Linked DNA regions of Mus musculus: regions 1, 3 and 4 are each linked to region 2. The links are chromatin loops, found by intact Hi-C in ENCODE. Cell type or tissue: heart. All regions are shown on one strand. Each heading gives the region's core, and the rest is flanking DNA. Links, peaks and the distances in the headings are about the cores only. Region 1 overlaps Phactr2 (phosphatase and actin regulator 2). Region 2 overlaps Phactr2 (phosphatase and actin regulator 2). Region 3 overlaps Phactr2 (phosphatase and actin regulator 2). Region 4 holds the start of Ltv1 (LTV1 ribosome biogenesis factor).

Evidence for each region. Peaks named below come from ENCODE experiments on the same cell type or tissue, not always from the same donor. Only the 100,000 strongest peaks of a DNase experiment are listed, where the experiment ranks them.
Region 1: it touches region 2 in a loop (2.1-fold over the local background); 2 of 42 quality-filtered maps call a loop at or near these places.
Region 3: it touches region 2 in a loop (2.0-fold over the local background); 2 of 42 quality-filtered maps call a loop at or near these places.
Region 4: a loop joins it to region 2, with 1.8 times the contacts of the local background. A loop is called at or near these places in 4 of 42 quality-filtered maps.

The regions. Positions count from the first base shown.
Region 1 is chr10:13,256,212-13,264,276 of GRCm38, forward strand. It overlaps Phactr2 (phosphatase and actin regulator 2), which reads right to left. Exons shown (of 13, transcript NM_001195065.1): 4 at 5,555-5,713. Among named protein-coding and RNA genes, the nearest start is that of Gm46211, 34 kb to the left of the region's middle. In heart, for the core only: a CTCF peak has its summit at 4,103 (motif pointing right); no DNase peak of the experiment used is centred there; H3K27ac peaks cover 1,075 bases.
Region 2 is chr10:13,320,729-13,328,793 of GRCm38, forward strand. The region is part of intron 1 of Phactr2 (phosphatase and actin regulator 2); the gene reads right to left. Among named protein-coding and RNA genes, the nearest start is that of Gm46211, 98 kb to the left of the region's middle. In heart, for the core only: no CTCF peak of the experiment used is centred there; DNase peaks (open chromatin) are centred at 2,503, 3,493 and 5,623; H3K4me3 peaks cover 2,558 bases; H3K27ac peaks cover 4,116 bases.
Region 3 is chr10:13,241,064-13,249,128 of GRCm38, forward strand. It overlaps Phactr2 (phosphatase and actin regulator 2), which reads right to left. Exons shown (of 13, transcript NM_001195065.1): 7 at 5,939-6,132; 8 at 4,348-4,504. Among named protein-coding and RNA genes, the nearest start is that of Gm46211, 19 kb to the left of the region's middle. In heart, for the core only: no CTCF peak of the experiment used is centred there; a DNase peak (open chromatin) is centred at 3,348; H3K27ac peaks cover 1,190 bases.
Region 4 is chr10:13,188,691-13,196,755 of GRCm38, forward strand. Ltv1 (LTV1 ribosome biogenesis factor) reads right to left here and starts at 4,447. Exons shown (of 11, transcript NM_181470.4): 1 at 4,338-4,447; 2 at 3,418-3,549; 3 at 1,885-2,055. The coding sequence starts at 4,340. In heart, for the core only: no CTCF peak of the experiment used is centred there; DNase peaks (open chromatin) are centred at 4,251 and 4,491; H3K4me3 peaks cover 1,545 bases; H3K27ac peaks cover 1,372 bases.

The DNA.
Region 1 (8,065 bases), core at 1,787-6,786, 64 kb before region 2:
AATCTTCGGGACAGCGTTTGTAACTGACTCAAGCTCTGTCTCGCATGCTGTGTCCAGCCTTGGTGTTCATCATCAGCCTCCTTCCCAGAGTCTGAGCTAAGTCTACAGTGAGCTCACTCCACCTAGAGTAGGATCGAGGGAGGAAGTGTGTGCAAGGCAAGATCTTAATTCCCAAGGGCAGAGTAATGGTTTGGGAATTTCCCTTCCTTAGTAGCTCAGTGCCTGTCTCATGTCATCCACCACTGCTAGGCTTTGCAAGGCCACGGGGGGCATACCAACAGCAATAAGAACAGACAGTGCGTCCCCAAGGAAATGACCCTTAGGCTCTGCTGTCTCGGCATTCTGAGATACTTTACTTTAGAGGGATTAGAAGAGGCCTGTGCAACAAAGATCAATGCTGGGAAGACAGGAATGAAAGGAGAGGTCTACTTGCATTCAAAGAGCTCTTACATCACCAACTAAACCCTTCTTTGACTTTCAGCATGACAAACATAAATGGCACAAGAAAAGAGATAAAACTAAGGCAAATCCTGGTAGTTCGTTTCTGGGAAGCTGCTGCCCATAAGATTTATTACTGTACAAAAGGAGTTTTATGCACGAATTTATGGAGGAAAGCCATTGAGCATGGGAATTTTGATCTGTGTCCTTTTAAAAGTTAGATGACACAGCTGGGGTCTTCTATTCCACTAGAGGAATGGAATGTTCACTTTGCATTAAGCATGTAAGGTTGAAAGAGAAAGCTGGATGGCCATATATGGAGCTTGCAAATGCCCATTTGTGATTTGTAACGGCAATGTGTGATTGCAGCACACTAGGCCACTTTGACCTGATGGTCTCCTGGGGTGGATGTGAGCAGGTAGCACTGGGCATACAACTCTCAACCCATCAAAATAATGTGAAGTGGTGAAGGAAACTAGGGTGTCACTGACTCTATATGAACCCTTTGTCATTATCAGAGGACAGGATGTTAAAAATTTAAGACACTGCAATCCAGCAAATATGTCAAAGACCTGTTCACATTTAATACACATGACTATGTTATTTTGAAAAAAGAAACACCCATAAACAAAGCCACCCATAAACTCTTCTGGGCAGCAGGTCAGTTGATATCTTGATACTGCTTCATCATGTTAGCATACCTCCTAGGCACACTAAAGGAGTGGGTCTATTTGTTGATTGTGGAAACCAAGATTAACAGTTCACAATTACTCCAAAGGCCACAAAGTTAATTTTTCTATTTGATAGCTACTGGTGTTGCATCTCGAGACAACAAAAGACCACACGCTCCTGGAAGAAGCTACAGACCCCATACCCCAAAGCCTGACATCCTGGGCTCTACCCTGTTATGCACTAGGAAATACTCACCAGCCTCCCGGGATGTGTTTCGGCTTGTTGGCTTGGGTGGAGGGGTTGGGGCCTGCTTACTGGGAGCCTTGACATTTTTTCTATTAGGAGGCACTTCATCTCCTTTGTGGCTGGCCGCAGCCGTGGCCCCTTTGGGAGGCCCAGGAGACTTTTTTGGTTTAGGTTTGGGTTTAGGTTTAGGAGGAGCTGTAGGAGGTAGAGTAGGAGCAGCCGTTGGTTCAGAGTGGATTTCAGTGTTCTCTACAAACGAGAAAGTGAACAGAGCAGACTGATACAGACACACACATGACAGAAAAGCAGGGAGCAAGACATGGCGACACTGACAACACACAGGTGGCTTCATGACATTTGAGAACTAGATAGTGTTTGTATCAGAGGGAGCCAAGTTTCAAGGGAGAACAAAGACTAAAAGACAGACAGGGGAGGGTTCTCTGTATCCATCCATCATTCCTTTCTTTGATGGAAGGGTGGCATAAGTGACTATGACGAAGTTATACCAAGGGTCAGTGTAAATATGCGCTAGGTACCAGCTTTAATTCCGGCCTTCAGTGTGTGGTTGCCAGTTGGCGACATGGGCAACAAGTCCCAATTTACAAGTTGTAAATGCAACACAATGACCACCTTAGTCACAGGGAAGGACCCTCAAGAGTGACAGACACACACTGTAGCAATACACTGCTGTGGGTGAGACTTACAACCAGAAATCTTAGTGCTTCCAAAACAATCGGGTGTGTTCTATACTCTGGGAGACGCCAGGGGTCTTTGACACAAGGCATTTGGCTGTTACTTTCAACCATTAGAGTGCTTTCATGTTTTCCCAGAGGAGCAGTGCAGCTTCAAATTCTACAGTGACTTCTTCCACCCTTTAGATCAGAACCACAGCTCTAGGTATGCAGAGTGCAGAATAAGAGAGTCCACTTTGTCTTATAATGTATGCTTTACAGAATAGTTTTGAAAGGACAAAGCACACACTTCATAGAAAAAACTGTACATAGGAAGAGCAGACCCATAAAAACTGGGAGAGAAGCAACATCGCTCTGGGGATTCTGAAGGCTGGCAATGTACCTACGTCTGTATTATTTGTAATAGTGACTGAAGTAAATTAAAATGCAATTCCAGACCAAAGAGCCAAGTGGTTGTTTCTTTGTAAATGGAGCACAATAGAAACTAAAGACAGTGTCAATACAAGACAGCCTTTACTAAATTCATCTTTCCAGTTTTGTGTAACCAAGAAAGGCATGGCATACCATTTCTTCTGCTTTGTTTCTTGGACATACCACACACAAACTCTAGCAGTAGTTTGGGGACCATGGAGCTAAACTCTTTAGCCTTCCAACTCTACCATGATAGTTTTCTCTGAGTGCCTGCCACACTGGGGATCCCTAAGTTGTATGCGTATATGTAAATTTGTATCTAATCAAACAATGCCTTAAAAGTCATGTCTATTCAACGAATGTGACTGGCTGACAGTATTGACAATTGGTAGAAAATGCTCTCTTTATTATTTGTATGTGGGTGGTAATGATATATATAAGATATGTAGTGAGTATATGATTCAAAGGTTTTGTACAAATTCATGGTAGAGTAATGGAACACTGGCCTTTCAAGGGGATGTTCTGAGAGAGCTGTCTGTTCATGCTGGCTTTGGAAGGACATGAAGCTTCACAATAGCAGCCTGGAAAACACGCTGTCTCCTCCACTTCCAGGCTTGGCTCTCTCCTCTATGTAAAGATCTAAGGTCAATAGTTAGAGTAATCCAGGACTGTGTGTGTTCTGCGCCTGGTCTGGGAGGCACTTATGTTCTAATTCCTCTCTTTTAACCCATCTGTCTCGTTCCTGTCTCCCCTAGGACTCAGTTTGGAAAGACACTGTGCAGACATACAACTCTGGTCTCCTTGAGATTCCTGCTGGCTCCAGTACCCTGGCCTGCTCAAAGCTTTGCATCTCATCATGACTGCTTGTGAGCTATCTGTTCTCTTAGAGGGGAATCTGTATTTAGACAGACCACTCTTCATTCTCACTGTGGTCTCTGCTAGAGCTTCATGCAGGGTAGTTCTCCAGTACTGTTGATGAAACAACCACATGTTGATCACTGTTCCTTCACTGAAGGCCCTGCGTACTCATACAGTGGAGATGATGTCAAATGACTTTCAGATCTCATGCTCTTATACTGGAACAGACTGCTGATCAGATTCTGTGTCTCAAATATCTAAGGACACCTATTGAGAAAGAATAACAGTAGACTAAGAGCCTAGAAGACCTTGGGGAAGAAATCTCTTCTCTTGCCAGAAAAGGTCCAAGGCAACAATACCAATTGTGGAATGAAGTGCCTTCAGAACCCCAGAAATACACACAGAGCCAGGGTTGGGGGCGGGGTGGCACCTTATGTGCTTGCCTTTCAATATTTTTTAGACAGTTACCAGGGAGAATAATACTACTGAGGGGATTGGCTTGACTTTGAGAGCGAGTCCTGAAAAATTATGGAGTGAGGATCATAGGAGGGTGGGTTTGCTTGAGAGTGAGCTCATGTGTGAGAACAGAAGAGAGGCAAAGTGAAGCTGACTGGTTTGTTTTTTAAGAATTAAAAGGTGTAGGACTGAAGAAGTAATTCATATCTTTGTTCTTAAGAAATTTCTATTTAAACTATGAGTGACACTCTTAGTTTTGCCTCAGAGAATGGCTCCCAGTCTTAATACCTTTCTTGGTTGGTGGCACAGTTCCATATGGGCTATGTCCACACAAGAGGGAGCTGTAGCAGCCACATCAACGACACCCAGCACTTGTGGCATCTCCATCTCCTCATGTACTGATGCTATCATGGAACTCCCTTGACTAGAAAGAACTAAATGTACTAATCTGAGGAATAGAATTATTCCCAGCCGTGCCTTGACCTGTAAGATCTGCCACCTTCTCCTGAGAACACCAAGGCCTGATGGGTTAAATAATATAAACCTATCAGAAACTTTTCATTACACTGATAAGGGAACCACTTCCTTTCAACTCTGGCCAGTCACTGGGTAGCAATGACACCCACAGGGATTAGGGAAAAATCATATGTGGATATGAACTTTAATGTTGGAACTGAAGAAAATAAAACACTGTCCCCTCCCAACTAAAATCTCCACTTGAGTCTCTTTAAAGTCTGTCTGCTTTCTCATTATGTCCCAGGAATATTATCATTAAAAAGTACAGGCAAATCTCTTATTATCAGTATTAATAACCTTAACTAGGGGTTTCTACTGGAAGAGGTTAAGGAAAGCCCCGTAAGTACTCTGCTTAATATCTGAGGGCAGCAAATTAATAAGAGTTTGCAAAATGTCTATACAATGCAAATGAAGTTGAAAAATGTTGCCATGCAATTCAGAGACAAACCTTATGGAAATGAGGAAACATACCATTTCCTGAAGATTCCTTTTTATGTGCATGGTAACATTTATTCAGAGGATCTTTGGCTAAACCTTTTCTTATAGGACATCAGCTCAAGGTTTATGTAAGCATAAGGCTTGGTGGAAAATAAGTTGGTGTTGGGATGGAGCCACCTTAAGGAGTTCATTAACAACCTGGAGGGCCCCATGAGAAATATATTTTGCAGTATCCGACTCTGACCCCACTTTAGAAACCAAGTTTTTAGAGAATCCTTTGGCATAATCGTAGACTTGACAGAGCATGAGTGGACCATAGAGCAAAAAGTGGCAGAGAAATCTTAGCTCCTTATGGGTCTACTTCTTGCTGTATCTTAGAAACATCTAGAAACTAAAATACTGGGCTGTGTGGATGCACAAGCTACTTCCCACAGACATAGAGGGAGTCTACTCTGAGAAAGACACATGACCCCTTGTTGAGCTGCCTACGTGGACCAGCTACAACCAGAAGAAAACAACATTCCAAGTCCTCTCATGCTTTTGAAGGTCTCAAGAGAAAACTTTAAAGAGGAGACCATTTCCAGGCAATGTAACTCCCCACAAGCCCAATCCTTTTGATCCTACTATCAGTTAGCTTTCCTTACTAACACAAAAGCAGAGGGCACACTATAACTGGATGTCTCTGTCTTTGGACTCGCCTGTTTCTCTTCCCTAGCCTCTGTCCAATTTGCAAGGCTCCTGTGTGCAGGGTACTGGTTGTAGTCACTCCTTGGATCTCAAAGTTGGGCTGTGCTACAGGAGATGACATGGGAGTCTGTTTATTTTACCTGTCTTCTCTTCTGCCTGCTCCTCCCGAGGTGGTGTTTTCTCACACACAGAGTCACTCCCTTCTTCAGGTTTCCCTACATTCTCCTCTTGGGTAGCTTCCTCTCCGATGTGTATCATGTGCCCGTTTGAATTTTCAAAGTTAACTGTTACATCTCCATCTAAAATTGGAAAGAAACACCTAGATGTCTAACTTGATGGCTTTCTTTAAGATTAGTTTCCCATTCACTAGGACTGCAGGATCTAGGTTCGTGCTTCTGTCCCTGGGAACCAAATCACCATGCTTTCCCATCTGATTTCTTTAAAAGGAAAGAGGCATACAATTCTTGGTCTTGAGGAAAGCAACATTGGACAGAGATTCCTATGTCACCTCAAGACAGCCCACGTGGCCACCGTAATCACACAGTGTCCCAGGCCAGAAGAGTTCCTCTGCCCTTGTATTTAGGGTTTGCTGAAGTAAACACTTAGGTGTTTCTTTTGTATCCAGAAACTGAATGAAGGAATGATCTGGAAAATGGAACAAAAATTGTAACACATCAAAACCACGAGGTGAATGCAAATATACAAATAACATGAGATGCAATTACACATACGGAGGGGGATAGCAGAGGACTTCCAGACGCCAATGTCTGTGAGCATGTTAGACAGTGTGCATACTGTACATAGCAAATAGCTGTGAACATGTTAGCCAGTGTTCACACTACACAGCAATCTAACTGTGAGCATGTTAGCCAGGTTCACACTACACAGCAATGTAACTGTGAGCATGTTAGCCTGGTTCACACTACACAGCAATGTAGCTATGAGCATGTTAGCCAGTGTTCACACTATACAGCAATGTAACTGTGAGCATGTTAGCCAGGTTCACACTACACAGCAATGTAGCTATGAGCATGTTAGCCAGTGTTCACACTCTATACAGCAATGTAACTGTGAGCATGTTGGACAGTATCTAAACTTTACACAGCAATGTAACTCTGAGCATGTTAGCCAGGTTCACACTACACAGTAATGTAACTGTGAGCATGTCAGACAACGCCCATATTCTACACAGCAATGTAACATTACTTTTGTTCAGGAAAAAGATTTTTTTAAAAGCTATTTTCATTTTTAAATTTTCTTCATTATGGGAACAGTAAAAGAGAATTACAACTAGAAAACATACATCAAAAACTAGTTACAGAAGATTTTTTAAAATTCACAGCTTAAAGTAAAATTCCTCATGTATTCTAAATCATAAAGACTCATTTTAACCCCTGCCCTTCCTGAAGGTGTTTAAAAGTCAAGGGATTTGCAGAACTCAGTGATGCTTGGTCATCCTGTCACAGTAATTATTCCCACACACAGAAACCTTGGAGGCTCTGCTGCCACCATAAGAGAAAAATTAAGGAGCCTAAGTTTTTTTTTTTAACTAATTGAAAAAAAAGTATCAACAGAGTTGTTTCTATTCAATTTTTTTAAATTAATTTTTGCAGCATCATTATAAAATAGAGATTATTTCTCAAATTTTCACTGATTTGCTTCATAATGAAATTCACAGTCCTTACTGTTAAAAAACCATGACATTTTCATAAGGAAGATAAATATGGAATTATGCCATGTAAAAATGAAAATGGAATTGTCACTCAGTCATGGGGTTCCTGCGGACCTGTATCTGATTCCTGTAGAAAACTAAGACAGACAATAATAACCCGAGGCAATGCAACTGCAATTACATCTTCACAATCTCAATAATATGAATATGAAGAATTATTGGACTGGAAGCACCAGTTTTAAAAGGAGGGGGAGGGGACATATAATACACTGATAAAATAATATAAAATGGACAGTTCCAAGCAAACGGGAAGATAAAAACCACAGTCTTATATATAAACCCCTACTTTTAAAATAACTCAAATGAAGGTTTTATTTGTGTTTTATGATTTTAGTTAGTAGTATACTAAAGTCATGTTCATAACAATTTAATGCTATTATATGTAATAATACGTCTATCAGGTTAAAAAATAACTTATTTTTAAAACACTAGAAAAATATAGAAAATTTGAATTTTATCACAATAGCATGCATGAAAAACAGTCAAGTATGTGGAAAGGTACGTACTTTGAGTCATGAAATAAAACTAGTATATATAAAGGTAATGGCAGAAAAAAAAGACCATTTGTAGGAACTATTAAGTTCCTGAAACAAGAAAACTGAAGTCATTAAGTGAGTAGTGTCTCTATTCTGAAAGTTTTCCTAGAAATCTGTCTTAAGAAAAATTTTCTCAGAGTTTATAAATTCAGTCTCTGATATAGTAAGGTGTGCATCTGAAATACCAGCCTGGGAAGGAAAGATGGCAGACAGTGCTGAGCCAGGCCCAGGTTACAGGAACACATGACAAATGTTGGGAGAGTCTGTGAGTGCTACGGAAGGAAACTCACAAAACTCACATTCAGCTTAAAGTAAAAGCAGGAGAACAGGTACACAGATATGATCACAGGTGCCCAGAAAGAACCTGATTCGTCAGACTAGAT
Region 2 (8,065 bases), core at 1,549-6,548:
TGCCAAGAGAGATTATTAACATCCTGTTGTCTGTCTGTCTGTCTGTCTGTCTTTCTCCTGTACTTGGGGTAGAACCCAGGGTCTCAAACATGCTGGGTAAGGGTTTGATCCCTAAGCTATATCCCCATCCACAACAGTTCAATGGAGAAGGGAATCACCTTTTGGACAAATACTGGGACAACTGGATATCCAGAGGCCAGGGAATGAAGCTGACACTATACACTGTACCTTATATAAAAATTAACTCAGACGTTATCACTGACCTAAGGATAAGAGTAAAAACTATAGAACCCCTAGAAGAAAACAGAGCCATGAATATTCTTGGTTTTCACTGGGCAATGGTCTTTTTTGGACATGACACCACAAACCAAGAACAAAAGAAAAATTAATAGGACACCATCAGAACTTTTAAAAAATGAACTTCAAATTATACCATGTGCTAGAAGCAGCAGCCCCAAGGAATGGAAGAAAATATCTGCAAATAATACAGGCCTTTAAAAAGGAGAGAAAAGCACACCGATACCCATGGGTATGGCTAAAGCAAAACCAGACAACGCCAAGTGTTGGACAAGGAGATGGAGAAACTGGGATTGCATCCACAGCTAACGAGGATGTGTGCAAGAGGCTGCTCTGGAAAACTGAGCCCTTTCAAAGGTTAACCCTGAATCAAGCCAGCAATTCTTCCCACTTATAGATTCAAGAGAAATAAAAGCATACCTTCGGCAACTTCTACCTGGAGTTCAAACACTGTTATTCATAGTACCCAGCTGAATAAAGACATGCATAATGAAAGAACAATGTGATCATTTAGCAATAAAATGAAATGAAATACTGACACATGCTACAACTCAGATGACCCTTGAAAACATCGTGCCAGCTCCAAGGAGCCAGTCATTAAACACACACACACACACACACACACACACACACACACACTGGTTCAGTTCACATGAGACATTCCAGATAAACAAATCTATAGATATAAAGTAGATTCTTGTTTATTAGCAGGGAAGAGAGTTAGTGAATAGGGATGGATGGATACACAAGCCAAATATACTAAAAACAATAGACTATATACTTTCAATGGGAAAATGTTATGGCTTGCGAATTATATGTCAATAAAACTATTTTTATAATTCCCTGTTGTCAGACATAGCTATTAATAATCCTCTGAATCCCTGAAAACTAGATGTAGCTCACAGCTGAGAGTCTCAAGAAAGTCTGAAGTCAAAAAGAGGGAGATGCAAACTGGTTTCTGGTAACAATGTAGATTCTTACAGCTGATAAATATGAACTTGGGAACTTTGTGCTAGCATTCCTCAGACTCCTCAAGATTTTGCCCCTCTAAGCATTTATGATAAGAACCCATTTAAGCACTGTAATCTCTGGTGACCACTACAAATTTATGCCACTGATGCCTGAGATCAAACCTCATCTGAAAAGCCAGCAAAGTAGCTCAGATGGGGCAAAGACATCAGAATAAAATGGAGGACACCTTGCTGTGTTTAGTTGCTGTTTTGTTCTGGGTCATCTAGAATGTACCAGTGAAACCATTGGGAAACCGAGTACCTCTGACAGAGATCCCAAGCGGATACCACAAGAAAACTACTACATTTTCACACCACAACCACAACCCTTCCTTAACTGACACATCAGGACCAAAGAAGGCTCCATTCATGACATATGGGTTAGCCATTTCAGTTACACAAAATTGTGTGACCTTGAATCAAGAACCTGCAAGTTAAATATAATGAGCTTTCTTGGAGAGCTTCCTAAAATATCTTTCATGACCAAGTGCTCTCTCTCTCTCTCTCTCTCTCTCTCTCTCTCTCTCTCTCTCTCTCACACACACACACACACACACACACACACACACATATTGTTTACCTCACAGGTGTTAACTCAAATTTCCTCAGACTTCACTTACATATTATTTATTCCTTGACTTATGTAAAGGCAAATTTTACTTCTTCATAATTCACTCTGCTAATATTTTGTGACAAAGGAACTAAAAATCAGGACAGAACTTCCCAAACACTAGCTGCACTGGAACAATGATTTAACTCTATCTCTGCCAGTGAGGAAACAAACAAACAAACATACAAAACAATTCTTGCTTTGATTAAAAACTGTCACACTACCTTCAAAGAGACAAAAGAAAGCCCGTCTTACTTGTACCAAATAGTCTTAGAATGAACAAATAGTTCATTATAATAGACCAAACAGTCTTATAAGCAACATGCCCTATCAACATTCCCCACCTCCAAAAAAAAAGAAAAAAGAAAAAAAAAAGAAAAAAAAAAACACTCAGAAGCCATAAACAAGAAGTCTTTTGATGGCCAGAGCAACGCAGCTACATCATTATTAGCAAGGGAGAACATAAGCTTCCTTGAATTCGGCTTTTTCTCCCTTGCAGAGGGGAGAGGGGTCACTCTTTGGGGGCCTTAGCCTAAGCCTGAGCAGTGCTTATGAAGCGTACCATTTGCACAAACCTGGCGGGGGTGGGGTGGGGTGCTGAGACTGGAGAGCTCGGTCTACTCAAACATCCTGGAATACTTTATAAACCTTCCTCTCTGCCTTGTCATTTCCTTTCTGTGAGATCCTGTTTATGTCTGTAAAACCTAAGAGTCCATCAGTGGTCACTCAGTGTTCAACATGCGTGGTCTCTACGAGGTCGTGTTTCAGAAATCATCGGTTGGGAGCATCTCAAAATCATACTCTGAAGGTTTAGTTCCTTGTCCAGTCACGTGACGTGTGGACAAGCAATTGTTTATCCTGGTACATGGGACAAAGCCAGACTGCTTACCCTCCTTTCTTCTAATTTTTTTTTTAAAGAAAACTGTAAAGGAGGCACAGTACTGTAGCCCAGAAATGTTGCACACGTCTCCATAAAGCAAACTTTACCCCTCAAGACACATGCTTTCCTAAACACTATGGCTTATGTGTGTAACATAAACAGAGCAAGTACATCTGAACCAATTACACATTTTGGGGTAGTTATTAAATATTTAGCATCCTGCCAGGAAAGGGGAAAGCAAGCCGCACTTCTGCTCCGAATAACAAACCATAAATCAGTTGACAAGCTTGAAAGAATTCAGTTCTAGTCTGTTCGAAAGCCAAGCCTAAGGAAGAGGGGGAGCCCGCGGGAATGTTTCTCCTGCTCTCGAAGTTTCGCCCTTTTTCAAAACAAGACTCGTGCGCAAATGGCGTTTCTCGGAACTTTCTGGCTCTCCAAGTTAACTGGAGAGAAACCAAAGCCCAGGGCACGCGCGCGGAGCTGGGGGCCTGCTCCTGGAACCGGGACTCTGCAGGCGCCGGCCTGGCCCGGGACTCACCGCTGCCGGGCTGCGGGGACAGGGCGGACACCGAGGTCTGGCCCATGGCGGGTGACCGCCCCGCCGCGCCTCCGCCTCACCGGGCTGCTCCGCTCCTGCGCGCGCCCGTCCGCTCGCCGCCGGCCTCCCGCGCGCTCATCGCGGCCCGCGCCCGCCAGGCCCCGCACCTTCTCCCCGCGCGCGCGGGTCGCCCGGCCCTGGCAGCCGCCAAGCCGGCCCAGCGGATGCCTGTCATTCCTCTATGCAGATTAGCTGGGGTCAGGGGTCACCGGGAGAAAAGAGGGGGGCAAGGGCGACAGGGAGCGGAGGAGCTGGAAAGAGCGGAGCCCCCGAGGTGAGGGTGTGGGGTAAGGGGTGTTGGTCCAGCTGCACGCTGGGGGTGGGGGGCTGGGTGCCCGCACCCCCTGTGGCGCAGGAGGGCTATCAGAAAAACTCCCTCTAATTGTCAAGGTTCAATGTCAAAGGATCCTTTAGGTCTGAGGCGGAAAAAAAAATCATTAAAGTACTTAGTCACTGGTACTTAGTTTAGGAAAATTTGTTTGTTTAAAGTTAGTTCCTTCCTTATACTGTTTGCAGCACTGCAGCCCTGTTAGAGAGGCCATTGCATAGCGTTTTCCTCTCTAACAATTATCTTCCGTTCAACAAATGCAATAAAGAAAAACAAATTAATGGCTTCAGGTTGGACAACGCAAGTCAGTGATGTCCACAGTGATCTATGTGTGGCATCAACTAAGCATATCTTGACTCTACCACCTAAAACTCTAGCTCAGCTTGGATAAACCTCAAAAGACTCACTGTAGACACAACCATAACAACAAAAACAATTTATTTGACAAGCTATTATGCCCCCAAATTAACACTCCCATAATATGCTATTAAGTCTCAAGTTTCTAAAAACTATGAAAACACTTAAAAGCTTTGTCATTACAGCTGATAGGTAGCAATCTGAGTGGTCAAGATTCAATATATATACATATGTATATGCGTGCATATGTTCATGAATATATACGTATCTATATACATGTTACATTAAACAGAAGGGCAGTTACATCAATATATCCTGTTATGAGCTGTACACTAGGACTTGTGCATGCCTTTCTGAACCTATACATTTCATTAAAAAGTGCAATCTGTTCATGTTGCTTATGCCATCTTTCATCTTATAGTTTATCCTAAAGAACTCTGATCTATAAAAACAATTGTTCAGTATAGACCTTATAAGATGATCAGTTTTCCTATTTTAATCATGAAAATCACATTTCCTTTATGTGTGTATTATTGATCTCAGTAGGACCTTGTTTTGGTGTTTTGAAAGACACTTGCTTATCTGTTTTATCAGAGTTAAAAAAGTGGCCCCTCTTCATTGGCGGGGAGTTCTTTTCTTTTCAAAGCTGAAAAGAAACCATAGCTATTTTGGGGGTGATGGGAAATGAGCCCTGGGTGGGGGGACTGTTTGCATGTTAGGCAGGTCCTCTGCTGCTGAGTGGGGGGACTGTTTGCATGTTAGGCAGGTCCTCTGCTGCTGAGTGGGGGGACTGTTTGCATGTTAGGCAGGTCCTCTGCTGCTGGGTGGGGGGACTGTTTGCATGTTAGGCAGGTCCTCTGCTGCTGACTTGTGCAACAAATGCAAGAAATCCCAATTTTTACAATGAAACTGAAAGGCTTAACCAAAATGTGAGTCCTAACCAGAACAATAACGTCCACACCACCTCTCCTCTTCCAGTGCACACATTGTGTTTGGAGAATGCATCCCACCTGGGAATCAGCAGTGAAAGTCAATGACAATTCTTTCCGGTTCTTTCATGGCTTTGCTTAAAATTGCATTAAGAAGCAAACAAGCAAAATGTTTGTGGAAGCCGAGATGAGAGATATCTTACTATTGTGCTCCTGGCAGAGCTTTGCTGATAAAGGAAGTCATTGTTAGGGGGACACTCAGTCAATTCTGCCCATAAGAGAAGCTTTAAAAGACGCTAAGTGTTAAACTCAGTTACAATGTTTTCTGCTATCGCTATTTCTTCGCTTTGAGAAATAATACTGAGGGTTTTTTCCCCCTTCTATCAAGTCTTATTCCAAGACTTATGGGGGAAGAGGTACTAACTAGCTTTGGGGGATTTGCTTAACACATTCACAGTTACTTATTCAAGACTTGTTCTGGTCCAATGGTTGATAAACTTCTTGGCGTCATCTGGAATTGTAATAACCAGTGATCAAGTTACACATATTTCCCTGAAACTCTTCCAACCCCCATCATATTACCTTGGAAGCACATCAACCAAACCGCCGGAAGTGTGTTCCAAGGTTCCTTTACAAGGGCGGGACATCCTGCTCCCAGAATTTCGGCTGGGGCTCAGCGTTTGAAGGGCCTTTTATCATAGCAGAGAACTTAGGCCCGTGAATGGAGAGAAAGTCTCCAGTAACTTCCAAATCTCCCTTTAAGGTCAAAGCATAAAGATTAGAGAGTGAAACACAAGAGGATTTTGAAGCTTTGACGTGGTGGCTCACATTTGAAATCCCGGCACTTGAAAGGCTAAGGCAGGAGGATTACCATGAGTTCAAGGCCTGTACGTGCTGCATAGTGAGTTCCAGGCCAGCTGGAGATACAAGTAAGATACTGTATTGAGAACAAAACAGAAGTATTTTAAGATAATGTCCTTCCCAGATGCCTCGCTCATGACTTACTGAACTCAGACAAACAGTGGTGGGACTTGCTCTCCCGGGTTTAGATCAGATACTAGGAACATTTAATGCCATCTGAAAAACACCGACGTTTCTGTATAGACTGCTCTTTGGGAAAATGCTAGAAAAGATGACTGCCCATGTGAGGAAACCGTCTGTATGTACTTCTCATCACTGGCTCCCTGAGTCCCAGGCTTCCCCCTGGATTTCTAAACTGATCTTTTATTCAGCGATATCCTGGTAGGTTTCTGACAGTAGAATTGGGCACTGGTGTGAAGGGAGGGAGGCACACAAGAATCCATTTATGAAAGTGAAAATTTGATGTCACCTGGCTTGAAAACTTCCTTGCAATGGAACAAGCTGACTCTGAACCAGACGGTGCTACCTTCAGTGCACACCGGCACTGTCTCGTACCACATGGTGCCATTAAATCATCCCATGACTGGATTTGAGGAGCTGTTTATATTAAACCCTCCTAAAAATAGTAGAATAGCATTTACTGTTTTTCCCCCCCACTGCACAGTCTAGCTTCAATCCTTGAAAGAACTATGATTTATTCATTTACTTCCAGGAAGAAATGAAATCGAGAGGACTTACTTAGAATTTCCCCTGGGAGACAGTGTGCTTTTAGGACCAAGCACTTGTACTTGGGAGATTTTCAAACACTTTGCCCCATCACTCAGATTTCTCTGACTTGTCTGATGTGGGCGTTATTAAACTCAGCCATCTGGGGTATCCAAAGTGACAACCGTACTTTTCATAGACAGAAGGCACTATGGTAAATTAAAGCAGACATCAACCTGGCCCTTACAAACCTAGACTATGACAAACTCCTCTCCTAGAAGCTCAGGGTCCACTTTGCAGAAATACAATTTGGTGACTGGAGGAGAGTTTTGAGCATATATAGGGAAGAACTCAGACACCATAAGTTCTAATCCTGGGTCTCCATCTTCCTCAGATCTGCCAGATCTCTCTAGCCACTGCCACTCCAGAACTTGGAGGTAGGTTCTCATGGTGGAGAGAAGAATTAAATAGAATTCTCCAGAAATTCCATGAGCAATGAGAACTGCAGCGGCCGGGGGAAGCAAGCATGACTGAAAATGGCCATGCTCAAGTTCTCTAAGAGTGTTAACATACATCCTTGTTTTGGACTTGGCTGTGAACGTTTAACAAATTAGTGGCACTTCCTTGGCTAACAGGAATTGTAGCAGTGGCAAACACTTGCTTGAGGCAAAAGGAGAGAACTTAAACTTACTAACTTTCTAAGTAGAATTGTTTCTTTAATTATCTTGTTCTCATGATACAATGTTTAGAAGAAGCAAGGGAAACTGAAACGCTGTCTGTCCGAAAGGATCATTTTAGATCTTTATTTTCTATGCACGCACCATGTCGAGATTTCCTAAAAGGCAGCACACTGTCTGTCCCTCCTCCTCTATGAGCCACTAGACCAACACCCTTTTATTTTTAAGTGGTAAGAATGCTTCGCGGGGGTATTTTAATCATGTGATAACAGAATATTTGTAACCCAGAAGCTGAAATCTAATATGCAAACATTTTCAAGCTTTCAAGTGAGTTTATTTTCCCTGACTACCTTCCAGTTTTATTTGTTTTATTCCTACAACTTTCTATCTCGTTTAGACTCTGGCTACATTCTGCAAGAGCCAGCCTCCTTAGGAAGCTGTGACCAGGAAAAGGCAAACAGAAGGCTTTCTGGGTTTTCATACCTTGGGCTGAGCTCTGGAAATATAAGTGGCACTTACACCTTAAAATGTTACTCTGTAGAGGCTGCAGCTGATCCCCACTCCATTCTCTTTAATTTTACAATTGTGGGAGAAAACTGGTGTTAACATGACACATAGTACCATCAGACAAAAGGAGAATCCCAGCTAAGACTCACGAGTTTGGACTTTCTACTTATATCAAGCACTGGAAAACAGAAATGATCACATTCCACAAACTCTGGGCAGAGCAGGAAATTAACCTGTAAGGCAAGTTTTTCTTTCCTATTGTTCGCATACTTTTATATGATTTATTTCCTGAGTCTCCCTCCTTCT
Region 3 (8,065 bases), core at 1,257-6,256, 80 kb before region 2:
GAAATTAAAACGAGTTACAGAGTCCACAAAAGGCCCTAGGGAGCAAATGTAGCCGGGCAGCTGGAGTCTATACCCGATCTATACTGTGTGCTATGAGTGTGCATTGCCAGTGTACTGGAGTCTGTCATGCCCAGATGTGCTAGTTATCTCCTTTTCTACCTTCACCAACCAAAGAGCATACACGATGGACTGAGGTCCCCCTGCACACACGTAACAGATGTGCAACAACTGGAGCAGGGGTTGTCTCTAAAGCTGTTGCTTGTCTGTGCCTAGCCCTGCAGAGACTTGATGTGCTAGGGGATGTGGGGGGGGGGTCATGGAGGTGCTCCCAGGGAGTACCCACTTTCTCAGAGGAGAAGGGAGGATGGGGGAGGAACTCTGTGAGGTGGGAGCAGAAGTGGGGCAGTGATGGAGATGTAAAATGGATACATAAATACAGTAATGGAGGGAGAAAGAAGGAATGGTCACCTAGTTTTCAGATGTGTGACTGGGAGATGACTTGTGAAGATTTTTGATATCTAATATGTTCATAACAAATTTAATACAAAATACATTTTAGAATAGTTTTTAAAATTCTACAGCTGATTGAAATAGGACCTTGAAGGTTGTCTTGCAGGAAGAATGGAAGCCCCTGAGTTCTTTATCCACATGTGAGAGTATGTAGAAAAAGACTTGGCTGTGTGAAGCACAGATAACTGTGAGAATAGTCACCTCTACCTTTTCTTCCTACTCTCGAAGTTTCTGGTACTGTGTTGATTATGACTGTGTCTGGAATCGTTTAAACAATTCAGCAAGGTAGCTGCTGGCTCCCAACTTGAAGATGAAGAAAGAGATGGACGAACTTGCTTAAACTAAACCACGAGCAAATGCTGGGGACAGGCTCTGCTCCTGCCTTATTTGACTTAAAAGTGTGTTGTCTAAGTTCTAGTTGTGGGTAGAATCCTGAGCAAGACGAATAAGATGTGCTGTGTCCGCTGACAAATAATTCTTTAACATTTATAAACTATTAAGAACAAACTTTACGGCATTAAGAAAAATTAAGGCTACAGATCATGTCTGCACTTAACAAAGATATTAAGTATTTGGAGGGCACTGCTGGGAAACTGGCTCATAAAAGATACAGGTGGTACCCACAATGGATGGTTAGAACTGGTCTCCATCCATTCTGATCTATGCCCACACTTCACTTCCTGTGCTTCCCATCTGCAAGGAATCCTTGATGAAACAGACAGAAGTCTGATGTCGTGCACTGCTGTTTTTGATTTTTGATTTTTTTTTTTTAGTTTGTTCTCTAACCTCTTTCTATATTAGTGCCCTGGTCTTGTCCACTTGGTTTGTTTTAAATTGTCCCTGTTACAAACAGTCCCATCATACATATCTTTATAAGACACCCTTTAAAGAATTATTTTAGATCCTCTCCTTCTTCCATATGCCTCCAAGATAGAATTATTATGCAAAGAAATGGCTTATTATAGCACTAAACTTCTTCAAAAATATTAATCAAGAACAATGTATGCTGATTTTCAGTAAACTCAGGTTTAATTTTTAGTTGTGTTTCTGCTAGTTTAAAAGGTGTATTCAATTTAAGTTAAAATTAAACATGGAACTTTACTGGATGCTTGGTGTGATCCAGGTAGTAAAAGCCTTAACTATAAGAACTCCGTTTTATAGGTGACATCAAACATTGGGAATCTTCTATCTTATTGTAGATATATTTCTGTCAGTAGTTTTTTTCAGTTCTAAATAAGACCACATTCCATTAATTAATTAATTGATATTAATTATTTCATTCATTCACTTGTTTGCAGTGCTTATGATCAAACCTAGGGTCTTACATTTGCTAAGCTACCACTTTACTCCTGGGCTCCACCCTAGCCCAGACTTGCTGACTGTGACTAGTCCTCCCCCTCACTATTAGGCATATCACAGCTTCAAACATCTTCAAAATGTCCTCCACTCCATCTCAGTGGATGATCTTTGCCCTTCCTTTCGCTCACGTTGGAAGAGGCGATCCTTGTCTTGTTTCCTTTCATAAGATCAAAACCCCATCAAATGATCTGACTCTATCCAATACACCTACTTTCCTTCAAAGTTCGTGATAGTGGCACAGCTGATCAGCCTGTCTAATGAATTTTTCTCACTGCTAAAATGTTTGCTGTCTCTCTAAATTCATTCCATCCACTGTGGTTGTCTGCACAGGAAGTGTTTTGAGCCTCAGGTAAAGGAAACAGTTGGTTTTGAGAATACAGTGACTGCCTCCTCTCCCACTTTCTGTGTCCTCCTCTTCTGTGCTAGTGACAGTATTACTGTGATGCTGGGGTTCATTGACTAGCCTTAGATTTTTTTTGAACTTGCAGAAGTTATTCTGTAGTAGTTTTGTTTTCTCACTTTTTAGGCACAGAATTACAAACAATAGCATTTTGGTCCTATAATTTATATTTTTTCCACTACAAATAACTATGATTAGACATTTAGAATAGAAAGAGTAGGGAAACTTTGCTCATTTAAAAATGATTTTTGGTTTTATTTAGGTACTAACATATTTAGTATAATTTATGAAACCTTTAATTTTCGTTTGTTTCAGGCCTTTGTAATATAATACAATTTTTACCTGGGTGCTGAAGATGGAATCCTGGTCTCCATGCTTGCACAGCACGCCCTTTGCCAACTGAGTGATTATCCTTGCACCTTGGTTCACTTCTTAAAAAATCATTTACTATGATAAACTGTACTAATATTCTTTGCTTTGAAGGAGTTTATCTTATTTTGCTATCATTTTATATGCATTATTATTCAGCGATTGAAAAATTTCACAGCCAGGCGTGGTGGTGCACGCTTTTAATCCCAGCACTTGGGAGGCAGAGGCAGGTGGATTTCTGAGTTCAAGGCCAGCCTGGTCTACAGAGTGAGTTCCAGGACAGCCCAGGCTATACCGAGAAACCCTGTCTTGAAAAAACAAAAAAACAAAAACAAAAAAAAGTTCACAGCTAAACATAAACAAAGACAATAAAATAATAAAACACATTGGTCACAGGCTCTTCTGCATGTGGGGTAGAGGGGATGCTATAAAAGAAATCCATCAGCGACGATCAGTGCTCCTGTCCTGCTTCTGTCACAAAGGAACTGCACAGTATCCAGCAGTCCCCTTTCTCCCACCCCCCAGCCCCCAGAGTGGCCCCTGGCTGTACTTGTTAAGAAGACAAATTTGACATGAAGTTCCTTTGACTTCTGCTAGCTCCTTCCAGAGACAGGAAACGGTCAAGGCTTAGGGCTGAGGTGAAAACACTCCAGTGGGAAGACTCCTGGAGTCCCAGGGAGAGTCGCAAGTGCTGGGAATTCCCAGGCCTCCTCTGGGAATCCTTAGGAGGGCGACCCTTCTTCCCCTCAGATAGGAGCCACAGCTGCTGTCACTAAAAGTCACCCTTTTGGCAGAGAAGGGCCTTAGGGGATTCTTTTCCTGTGGAGAATGGCCCTGGTACAGACCTTCCCACAGGATCATATAAGCCTCTAAACAAGGGCAGCAACTTCCTCCCATCTTTACATCCTGATCTAGTTCCCTCCTCCCAGTGATATGCCCTGAGACATGTGCAAGTGGGAAAAAAAAAAACTGCAGAAAATGGTGACACTTGAGTATGCTTAAGCTGGCATCAGAAAAAAAAAAGAGCTTTGGTGGGAAGGAATTAACCTCTATTATAAAAGTCTAGTTAAACGAACTTCTGAAGGTGTGTGTGGCAAAACCGTAAGGCCTACGGTACAGGAGGGCGGGGGGGAAGGGAGACGTGATGCCCAGTGGTCCATTCGTTCTAAGCTAGAGGGCTCAGTGCGGACAGAGGTCTATGCTTGCTTACCTGACTAGGACAAGGCTAGGCCAGGCGTGGCCTGTCTCCAGTCTCACAGCCCACATGATGGAATCTCATAATTGTCACATAGAAATCCCAGTGAGTCCTCAGATTAGAACATATGGTGGACAGGCTGCTGCCTGCAGGCCAAACCCTTCATGCCATCCCTCCTTTGGTAAACACATTTTATTAAAGCACTCCCGGGCTCATCTGTTTATATATTATTTACATGTTTTCTACAATGTCACAGTTGAATAACTGAAATGGAGACCAGCCATCCATCCAAGCCTGAGCATTCATAACTGGTTCTTTGTTGGCAAAGTGTACTGATATCTGAGCTAGATTTTGGAGCTCTTAAAGGTACTGAACAACTGACCAAAGGGTAAATTCTGTGAATGGCTCGCCATTTGAGACCCAAGCCTGGTGAAGTCACCAAGACCCCTGGCAGGTAGGAGACTTTGGGAAGAACAGGACCCAGTCACTGCTGCGCTCACACCCCAGCAAGTACCTGACCAGCTTGGTTCCGATCTGTTGTCGCAGCTCCTGCCTCTCCTCTTCAGATGTTCGCTGCAGGATGTTTTTATCCTCCAGTTCTTTCTTGGACGGTCTGTTGCCAAGTTTGATGGCAAGTGTATCCCTTCGTCTTATCTTGCTTGCCAGTGCACCTGAGGGTCGAAAAGGGCAGAAATACAGGTAGATCAGTGTTAACCTTAGCAGGGCTTTCGTTACCCATGGCTGGACTTGAACAGGACCTAGGCCAAATATTTTACTTGCATGTGAGAGGGGAAACCTAATCAGTCAGAGGGCTGGGGTCGAGCTGGAGGTAGTTCATCTTGAAAAAGAACGGAAGGAGTTTTCTTTTTTTAAACTGTTCTGGGAAAAGGCAATCCCAAGACACCATGAACAAGCTTGAAGTATCACCTCATCACTGGGATGGTGATAGCTGACGTTTATCCTGCTGATATGGTGGGCCACGGAAGTCAGTGATTGCACAATTCTGCTTTCTTTTCAAGTCAAAAGCTTATCCTCTCCCCTTCTTCTGTACAGTTAATCCTCAGCATCCTCTCCCCCCCCCCCCCCCCAGGCTTCGTGCTGGCAGAGAGCCTACCCTATATACAAATGCTTTAACCCTCAGTCACCCAGGCATCCTTAAACTCCCAGCAGACAGTAGCTATCAGATGGATACTAGCGAAGGGAAATTTAACAAATTTCTATTGAATCATTAACATACTAATCACTTTTAGTCATCTATAAATTCAATCCCACATTGAATTCCTCCCAAGTCACACTCCTCCTAAGTTAAAAGCAAAGCAAAATGCAAAAACAAAAAGCAAAATCAAACACCATTTGTAACAGTGCACTGCAGTCATCTAGTTAGACACAGCCCTGGTCTTCACTCCCCTTTAGGATCCTTCCCTTTTAGAGGTCACCCTAGCTTAGTGATAGTGGACAAGTCAGGTTGATGAACTTCAACAAAGTGTTTGTCCTGCTTGACTCATTCCTCTCTCTTCAAGCTATACTATAAAATGAGTGAGATTCTCTAACATTTCCAGTAAGCCACGGAATCCCCGCCTTTCTGACATTCTTCAAGAATAGGCCCCCGGACGAATGCCTACCCTTGACTTTCCTGGGGAAAGCCTCTGTTCTTAGGAAGTTTAGATTGTTTGTATCACGACAAAAATTCAGTCTAACTGATTGATGAAGGTGTGAGATACCTCTGCAGTATCCTCTTCTGGAAAAAAAATTTGTCGCCATGAACTAAACTTTGGGACAGACACATTTCCTATTTTCTTGCAGGACTGGGAACTGAACCCATGACATTTTGCTTTCCTCCAAGACTGTCTTTACTTTTTAGCTTGAGACATGCTCTCATGAAGTTGCCCAGGCTAGTCTTGAATGTCCTGTCTAGTCAAGGCTTGCCTTGAACTTCCTATAGACTTACTCCATCCTTCCATGTAGCTGGGATCAAAGGTCTGTATCACCAGTTCTAACTAGGATAGATCTATTTCGTCTAATTTGAGAGAAGAGAGTGCATAGCAGGTAGCTCTCCTCCTACTATGTATGTTGCTTACTCCTCCATCTCTTGGAAATAGTCTTACTTTCTCCACTGCTGTCATCATCATCATCTTCTTCATCATCATCATCAGTGTACAAGATGGGTCCATCTGAGTCAGAGTCGTTGGCTTGGTACTCTCTTGGGGCCTCATCTTCTGGGGCACTGAAGGATTCTGACGAGTCTCCCATCTGCCCAGGGGTCAGTAACTGTGGTCCCAGCTCATCTTTGGTTGTAAAACTGTCAAGGGCAGAAAAGCACAGGGTGATGTGAAGTTGACAGCAATCTTTAAGAATACCAACGCAACGAAAAGCATGCTAGCTAGCATCATGAATATCCTTCATGGGAAAGGGAGAAATGCAACACGGAAGTGCTCTGACCCATTATTTAGTTATGAAGGTTAAATATTTCTTGTTTGCAAAGTGAGAAAGTATCACTGTGTGATAGCTAACACATTATGTGCATAAACAGTGCGAAGCTATACTTAGTCCATGATTGTCCATAAACAATAGAGGAAAAAGTAGTGGATTAGGGTGGATGGGGGAGGGGTAGCTTACTTAGTAAATAAAGTGTTTGCTGTGAAAGTCTGAATACCTAAGAGCTCAGTCCCTAGAACTCACATTAAAAACTTATAGCTGGGGTAGCGCCTACTTATACTTTCCATGCCTGGGAGGCAGGGCCAGGCAGACAGGCAGATTTCTGGGGCTCATTTGCCAACCATCATTGCCTACAAGGCCAGTAAGAAACCCTGAGTCTACAAATGGATGGCATCTGAGGAAAGACACCTGAGGCTGGCCCATGATCTTCACATATACATGCACATGTGCACGGACACCGTCCTACACACACACACACACACACACACACACACACACACACAGGCACATGTACAACAACAGTGAGTCAGAAGCACCACAGTACTCGATTCTTTCTGTACTTCTTGTTTGCTCTTTGAGTCTGAATGCCAAGCCTCTGCTTCTTCACATGTTTCTGGAGCATTCAGTTGAGCTCCTTACCCTACTCCCCTGTTCTCACAGTGATCCAAACATGACTCCTTTGCAGAGCTTAGCATCCCTGAAAGGTCTGTTTTCTGACTCCTACCACGTCTTTGACAAATAGGATTCATAGTTCCCTGCATCTCAACATCCAGAAGGGTGTAACGTAGGAAAACATATATTTTATTAATATTGGAAGAAATCCCATTTTCTTTCTAGCCAGTGAGTCAACACACAAAAACCCTAAATCCTCTCTGTGCTTTAATTTCTTCATGTATAAGGCTTCCAGTCTTACGGGATGAGGATGCAGGGTGTGAGATGGGAGGAAGCTTTAGATAAAGGAAATAAATACCCTGGTGGATAATAGCGCTTTGTCGTTTAAATAGGTAAAGATCTCCTGAGTGCTCGCCCACTCTCAAAGACTATGCATGGGGCAGTGAAAATAGTTAATTTCAAAAACAGTGTAATCATTGTTGTAAGATAAAAAAAACCTCCCCCAGGACTTTCTGATATAAGTAGATGAATTCACATCTGGATGTCATACTTCTGAAAGAACATACAGTGAAAAACGTGTCTATTGTTCTCACAGACAAACAAACAAACAAAAAACCCAACCTCTAATTCTTCCCTAAGAAACAACACAATCTGAAAGTGCCTTCACTAACTCACACTGGTAGACTTCATTAGGACAAAAGGCATTTAAATTCAATTTTGTGGTTTTAAGGCCAGTCACTTCTAAGACTCTCCATTTTTTTTTTTTTTTTTTTTACTTAGAAAAACCCAACAGCCTAAATTGTTCTCAAAGAGATATATGAAATCTTACTTGACTGCGTGTATGCATGGGTTCACTAATTTTGAATGTCTTCCTTTGCTAGTTTTATTATTTAAGATATGGCCTCTCACTGAACCCAGAACTTAACATTCCAGCTAGACTGGTGCCAGCAAGTTCTGGGGACCATGCTGGCCACTGCTGTCTTCCAGTCTCCCACACTGGAGATGTTACATATACGCACTGCTATGCCTTCCTATTACATGGTGTTGGGGCTAAGTGAAGGTCTTCATGCTTGCTCAGTAAGCACTTTATGCACTGAGCTGTCTCTCATGTACCTGAAATCTCATTTTAAATTATGTGACATATAAAAGTAACCCAAAATTCTTAAGGGTACCATTTGGTGGCA
Region 4 (8,065 bases), core at 2,044-7,043, 130 kb before region 2:
GGGAGAGGGAAATTATAGAGCCCACCTCCAGCAGGAAGACAGGGCATCAAATGAGGGATAGGGTTGCCATCCCACAGTCACTTCTCTGACCCCTAATTGTTCCTGTCTGAAAGAATTACAGGGATGGAAATGGAGAGGGGCCTGACGAAAAGAAGGTCCAGTGACAGGCCCAAAGTGTGATTCAGGTCAAGGGGAGGCCCCAAGGCCTCAGTAATAACTGAGGCTATGGAGTGCTCACAAAAAAGACTGACCTCTGAAAGACCCAACAAGCAGCTGAAAGAGTCAGATGCAGATATTTGCACCCAACCAATGCACAGAAGCAGCTGACCCCTGTTGTTGAATTAGGGAAGGCTGAAAGAAGCTGAGGAGAAGGACGATCCTGCAGGAGGACCAGCAGTCTTAATTAATCTGGACCCCCGAGATCTCTCAAACACTGGACTACCAAATAGACAGCATACACCAGCTGATATGAGGTCCCCAAAACACATACAATAGAGGACTTCTGGGTCTGTGTTCATTCGAGATGATGCACCTAACCCTCAAGAGACTGGAGGCCCCAGGGAATTTAGAGGTCAGGTGGGGTGGGGGGTGGGGACATCCACGTAGAAACAGGGGGTGGGGAGGAGGTATGGGATGTAGAACAGGGTGGAAGGGGACGGGGTGGGGAATAAAATATGGAGTGTAAAAATAATACAAAATAAAAATGAAAAAAGTGCTTTAAATCATATCTTTACAACACAAAATCAGTGCCACATAAGCCATTTCTTTCTAGGTTACCATATCCTGGGTTCCAACATGGCACCTTCATGTATGTATATCACACCTCTGTCTTTAAATGATCTGATCTGTGTAAATAATTGTCTGTACAAACACAAATGAACTGCCCACTGAGTAGCTTCATTCCATTAAGGAAAAACAGTGATTACTCTTACTCAAAATGAATTAAGGATTAAAAGCTAGCTTTTCTCTGTTCGGCAGAGAATTCTGTTCATGAACGTTGTTCATAGTGTTGCACAATGCTATGACTTTACTAAAACTTTTCCTCTTAGAAAAGAGAAAGCAGCTGAGCAGGCGGCAGAACAGGAAAGGAGCAGTAAGTACCCTGCTAGCCGGGGAACAAGAGAACCTGGTCCTATGGTAGAGATGCGGCAGTGCCCTGGCCTACAGAGAAAAAGAACTGGTCAGCTGCAGTTGATGCCTCTTTCTTCAGGACACACCCAGAAACCTGACTCTTATTTCCTCAGCAATGAGCTTTGCCCTGGAAGAGTTAAATCTTATCTTTCCATCTCTCTTCTTTTGTTGAACATTCCAATAAATATCTTTTCCCTTTTGAAGTGCCAGGTGATAGAATGAAAGGACAAAGTGCACACCAATGGGGCGTCCTCAACAGAGGCAGGCACCCGCAGGACATCCAGGCGCAGCACAGGCACACGTGAATGTGCTTGCTTGTCTGTAAAGGGAAAAGCGTGGGACAGTGGTCTGCACTCCTGCTGTGGGTGGCACTACAACCTGTCCATGCTACTCTCTCTATGGCTACCTTGCAGAGTTCACAAAAGTGTTAAAGATCTGAAAACACCTCCACAACAGTTTATGATCATAAAACTATGTCAGGATACAGGATGCCCTGTTTTTCTTCTATGGAAAATGCTGCCTGACATGACTCATAGTTCTGAACCTGACAAAAGGCTGTTAATATTGACAGCAGCTACCAGAGAAAGGGCCTACACCCAATGGTGCAGACATACACATGTCTATACAACAGCAGGCAGAGACTCTATATTCTTCATACCGGCACCATTTTCTGACCCTAAGTTATTGACTTAAAAACGAGGAGTCTCCCCATTGCTGCAGGGTTTCACATGTAAAGGGGCCGAGAAAGCTTACTGAGTATACGCAGGGGTCTTCTGTCTTGTCGCAGAGGGGTGTGGCAAAGGAGGTGCTGGGGATAAGCTCTGCGGGCCCAGAGGGCTCCTTCAGGTGCTGCAAGTAATCATAATCGTCGTCGAAGAACACGCCGTACTTCCTCTGCTCAGCCCGTCTTTCCTCGTCATTGACCTTGGACAACAACACGGAGTTAGCTATCCTGCCACGAGTAAGGCCAGGACCCTGACAACTTTTGTAGACAGCACAGGAATAGTGGCTGATAGGAATCATTAGTTCCTGACAAATACCACAACTACAGAGAGTCCAAAACATAGTGCTACATACAATTATAACAGAATGACAACAAGCCAGGCTGAGGCAGGCCATTAGAACCCACCAACGTATGGTATGACAAGCCTGAAAAACGCAGACCTGGTCTCAAAGACAAAGTGAAGCAGGAGCACATACACATAACACGAGTGAGAACGAGTCTTTCTTTCTTTTTTTTTTTTAATTTTTTATTAGGTATTTAGCTCATTTACATTTCCAATGCTATACCAAAAGTCCCCCATACCCACCCACCCCCACTCCCCTACCCACCCACTCCTCCTTTTTGGCCCTGGCGTTCCCCTGTACTGGGGCATAGAGAACGAGTCTTTCAACTAGACAATTCTGCATGGCAAATCTAGGTAAGAAATATATGTAACATACACTCAAAAAATGTCACTGGAGGCTTAGAAGAAAAGATTTGGAAGCTTTGACAGTAAGTATAGTTTCTTGTACTTATACCCAAAGAAAGCTTTTCATGAAGTGGTGTAATGGGTGGCTTTAAGGAAAAGTTAAAGGGAGGCAAATGCCTCGAAATACTTAAAACGTTTTTTTACACTTTTAATGAGTGTGTATGTGCAGCTAATACACACAGAGGACAAAAGGGAGTAGCAAAACCCCCGGAACAGTTGTTATAGATGGCTGTGACTCTACATATGGGTGCTGGGAACCGAACCTGGGTCCTCTGCAAGAGCAGCAAGTACTTAAACACTGAGCCATCTTTCCAGCATCCCCCAAAATGTTTCCATTATCCATCTTTAACAAGTGTGATGCTAACATAAACCAACCTACTCACGGCCCCTCTAGGATTGCCAAAGCTATCCATGAGCTTGGATGTTCTGTATTTCATGACATGAGAGACGAGGGGGCAAATGGAAGACTACTGTAATATGGGGGAATCCCAAGAGAAAGCAGAGACTGAGCATACCGCCATAGCCTAAATAATACTGTGCAGATGGAGGCTGTGAACTAGTGAACTTGACTAATATTCTATAAGATCTCTTTATTTAATAATCTCAAAGATGCTTTAGCCTGTCAATCAAAATAAATACACAACATCAAACATCAGCACAGAAACTGGAAACTGAGTCACAGCTCTTTTTTTTATTTTTTTAAGAGGACCAACTTCTGAGAATGCCCGGCATGCTTAAGTTCCCTGGGTTCCATGTTCAGGACTACAAAACTACCATTCACCTAAAAACGTAGTGGCTCCAGAACAGGACCTACCTTTTGTGTAGGCAAGAGAACCCTCTGGGGTGCAGTTTCATCTGCGGCTAAAGGATCTCGCTGGCTCCGGTGGACCAGGTGAAAAGACACAGCTTTCTTCTTCTCTATAAAGGGCTTTTTCTTTCTGTGAGGCTACAAAATAATCAGGAAAGGTCAATAAAACAGAACCCCCACACAGTGGGCAACGCCACAGCCACAGGTACACTCAGTTAAGCATGTGGAGGGTGAACAGATATTTCAGATTTGTACACCTAAGCCAGACAGGACAGGAGTCCCTGTCTCCTGAAGGATCCATACTTACCTTCGCCAACAAACCCTGGCTAGGCACCTACTCTGAGACACTTGTTCAAAGGTGCTGGGGAATATGTGGGGCAGTGTGAGAAACTCTCCGCTCTTAGCAAGTAAATCAGTAAGAGGGAAAATCAAACAGGATTTTCAAATCAAAAGCAAATGCCTGAAGTCTCTCTTAATGGGTGCTCTGGGAAGGTCCCCGAAAAGTTTTATCAACAAGACAAGGAGCCTGCCACAAGAAAATATAGACAGACACTTCATCTACAAGGTAGTAAATAAGATTAGGGCACAGACAACTAAGGTTCAGATGATTTACTCCTCGATACATTCGTATTTGCTCTTCAGCTCTGGGTCTAACCAGAGTTGCTACCCAGTGGCCCAAGTGAACCCCGGAAGCAGGGGGCGGAGCTTCTGCGTCACAGGGACGGAGTTACCCAAAGCCTTCAGGACTGGAAACTCCGGGCGTTTGGCGAAAGGGAAACCTTCTTTCTCCTTCCGAAGTGCCCCGGGGGTGACGAAGGTGACTGGTGCCGGGAGAGTGACAGGACTCGGGGCACCAAGCCACGCGGCCAGTGGCCTAAGTCAGCCGCAGGGAGCGGCTCCCTCCCGGAGCACCGCGGTTTTCTCACCATGATGAGGCAGGGACACCCTCTCCGGAACCGCGGCAGCCGAACCGCCGCTCCCCGGTACCTGCCGGCAGCTCCACACGTGGGTCCACAGGGCTAGGGCAGCACGTCACACGATGGCGGGGCAAGGAGCCAATCGCCGGCGAGCCGCTAGGCTGTAGCCGGAAGTTGCGTGAGCCCGCGGTGACAGAACCTTCCCGGGGACTTCCGGGAGGTGGGGCTAGCAGGACCTTCAGTGGGCGGGGCTTTCTGGCTGGAGTTGGTGGCGGCAGGGAGTAGCCTACTTACCTGAGGGCAAGTTTCAGGTTCCAACCTGGGGCTTCAGATATTCCTTACCTGTGCTTAACTCAGAACAAACAAAACAAAAACAATCAAAAACAAACGAAAACAAGACCAAGGCTGTGCAGGTTCATGACAGGAAAGTGGTCACTTCCCTGGCTTCTTCTTCTTCTTTTTTTTTTTTTTTAATATGTTTGTTTGTTTGTTTGGTTGTTTGGTTGTTTGGTTGGTTGGTTGGTTGGTTTTTCGAGACAGGGTTTCTCTGTGTAGCCCTAGGCTGTCCTGGAACTCACTCTGTAGACCAGGCTGGCCTCAAACTCAGAAATCCGCCTGCCTCTGCCTCCCGAGATTAAAGGCGTGCTCCACCACTCCCTGGCCTTCCCTGGCTTCTTGACCTAAGGGGAATCAGTTGCCTAGCAATGTCCAACCAAGGCCTAGCTTCAATAGGCAGAGTCTAACATCTTTAGGGTTTTCGTATTACATCTTTTTGATGAACAACTCCCAACCGTACCTTTAGCACAGTCCATAAGTGTTGGTATTCTGTCTGGACTCCACCCCCACAGATACCTGGCAATTGCCAGGTATTCGCTGCCCCACGGTTACCTGGCAACAGCCAGGTAGACCTGGCCCTATAAAAGGGGCTGCTTGTCTCCCCCTCTCCCATCCTCTCTCATTTGCCTTTCTTTTGCCTCTTGCCCTCTTGCTCCCCATTCCCTCCCCCCCTTGCTCCATGTGTCATGGCCCGCCTCTACTTCACTACTCTCTCCTTCTCTCTGCCTTTCTCTGCCTCGTCTACTTTCTTAACTCCCCTCTCCATGCCCTGAATAAACTCTATACCCCCTTCTCCCAGACCCCGCCAGAACTTATCGTAATAGCTCTTTCTCTTTTTATGATCACAACACTAAGATTATTGGTTTTAGGGGCATTTGATGTAATAAAATAAATTCCGAAGCTCTGATGATTGCATATTTTTTTAAGATGAAAACTAATAAAAACCCAAGGTGGTTTTTTGTTTTTGTTTTTTGAGACAGTGTCTCATGTAGCCCAGCCTTCTGTCCAACTTGAACTACGTATCCTCCTACTTGCATCACGCTAGTGTTGGGCGTATTCGATGTGTGTGATGCTGAAGACTGAAGCCAGCCAGGGCTTCCTGCATGCTCGGAGAGCACCCTAACACGTTTTCTGTGACTACATCTCCATCCCCCAAGTTGTTGCTCACATATTTTGTGGTGCCTTAAGCAAATAGGATTTTAAGTGTAATTTCTTAGGAAGATTTCCGTCGGATGCTGGAGAGGAGCGTGATGAAATAATCCAACATTCTATCAGTAGACGCTTGCTTTCTCATTCCCAATTGCTAGTGGTTTTTTTTTTTTCTTCAATGTCTTGAGTTCTGTTGAAATGTCTCTATAATTATAGCCAAATATTATCATTGTAAATGTTTGTGGGCTACTGTTCTTTTTCTACAAGAAAAATAATGGAAATAGTTTAGATCAGAACCACACGTTTTGTCATGAGAAAATGTTTTGTAAAGTACATATATAGTTTAACATATCTTTATGCTAACTAGCCATCATTCTTTGCTATTTGAAAGCAAGATTTATATGGGAAGCACCAGGCTCAGTTCAATCTGTTTTATTTACTACTGGATCTAGTTCTTGATACACACACCCAATAAATATTTGTTTATGGGAATTAATGATTTGGCATTCTACCTGAATAACCAATTTCCCCACTATGACTCTGTGAGAGAGGGGCTATTAGGTGCCCTTATGAGCATTTTTACTGCAACCCAAAATTCCCAGAAGAAAAAGCCATATTTGTGTTGAAGATTTTAAATGACTAATTAGAACTTCATGATTGTGGAAAGTTGGAATGTTGCCTATATTCAGTACCCCCTTAGTAGCTAACTCATTGTCCTCCTCTGGGTCTGACCTGGCAACCTTTTGGCTATTAGGTAAAACATTTGACATGTATTCTTGCAACCACTGTTTCCACCAACCCCAAAGCTAAGAATGACATCAGCTAACATCCCAAACCACCGCAGAGTTGTCCCAGCACTACTGCAACCTGTCTACCTGTGATAGCCCAGCAGTGTATTTGGAAAATGCATTTATTTATGATTGTTTATGGGTTGTTGTTTTTTTTTTTTTCCTGAGACAGGGTTTCCTCTGTGTATCCCTGGCTGTGGTACTCATTCTGTAGATGAGGTTATCCTCAAACTCAGAGATCATCCTGCCTCTGCCTCCTGCGTGCTGGGATTAAAGGAGTGTGTCAAGCCAGCCTAAAGACCTTTCGTTTCTTTTCTTTTTCTTTTTTTAAGGTGTACTTTCTTTAAGATTTATTTATTTATTTATTTATTTATTTTTTTAATGCATATGAGTACACTATAGTTTCTTCAGACACAGTAGAAGAGGGCATCAGATACCGATACCATTATAAATGGTTGTGAGCCACCATGTGGTTGCTGGGAATTGAACTCAGGACCTCTAGAAGAGCAGTCAGTGCTCTTAATCTCTGAGCTATTTCTCCAGACCTCTTTTCTATTCTTTTTCTTTCCTTTCCTTTTCTTTTCTTTTCTCTTTTCTTTCCTTTTCCTTTCTTTTCTTTTTCTCTTTTCTTTTCTTTCCTTTTCTTTTCTTTCCCTTTCCTTTTCTTTCTCTCTCTCTCTCTCTCTCTCTCTCTCTCTCTCTCTCTCTTTCTTTCTTTCTTTTAATTCTTTTTGAGACAAGCTCTCAGTATGTGGCTGTCCAGGAACTTACTATGTAAGACAGGCTGATCAACCTGCCTCTGCCTCTGGAGTGCTGGGGTTAGATGTATAATTCTTTAAAGAAAAAGAAATAATAGAAGTTCACATGTCCTCTTCCACTTCCACGGTTAATCGGGGCAATTGGAATCCGTTCCTGGATGTGGCACTCACATTTGGAATAAGGGTGAACTTATTTCTCCCTGAGATGAGAGATATGTTTCGTATCAGCATGAGAGATACTAAAAAACAAGGTATCAAAAAAGAGACTTTTCATAGTAAACATAACTGATAGGGTGGAAATTGTGAGACATAACCTGGGTTTCTAAACCATATTGCTTTCTTATACACAATAACAATATTCATGTTTTACCATTTATTGCTCTAAGACAAACACATAACATAGAGCAAAGAACTTTCTATTTACTATGCCATTTAATTCCTTCCATAGATCTGTGAAGCCCAATGAGATAATACTGAGATGGATGTCTGACGTTCAAAGAATTGAAGTTACTGACCCAAGGTAGCAGTGCATGTAGGAAAGCATAGAGATGCTGACCATCAGCCTCGTTTAGGAAGGTCATAATCTTTCCCACATTTTTTTTTTTTTTTTTGCTGCTTCTCAGTGAAATCAACCAGCATATTCTGTTGTTGTTTTTAATTTCTAAAATTTCCATATGTATAGTTTCATTACCCAATTTATTACAGT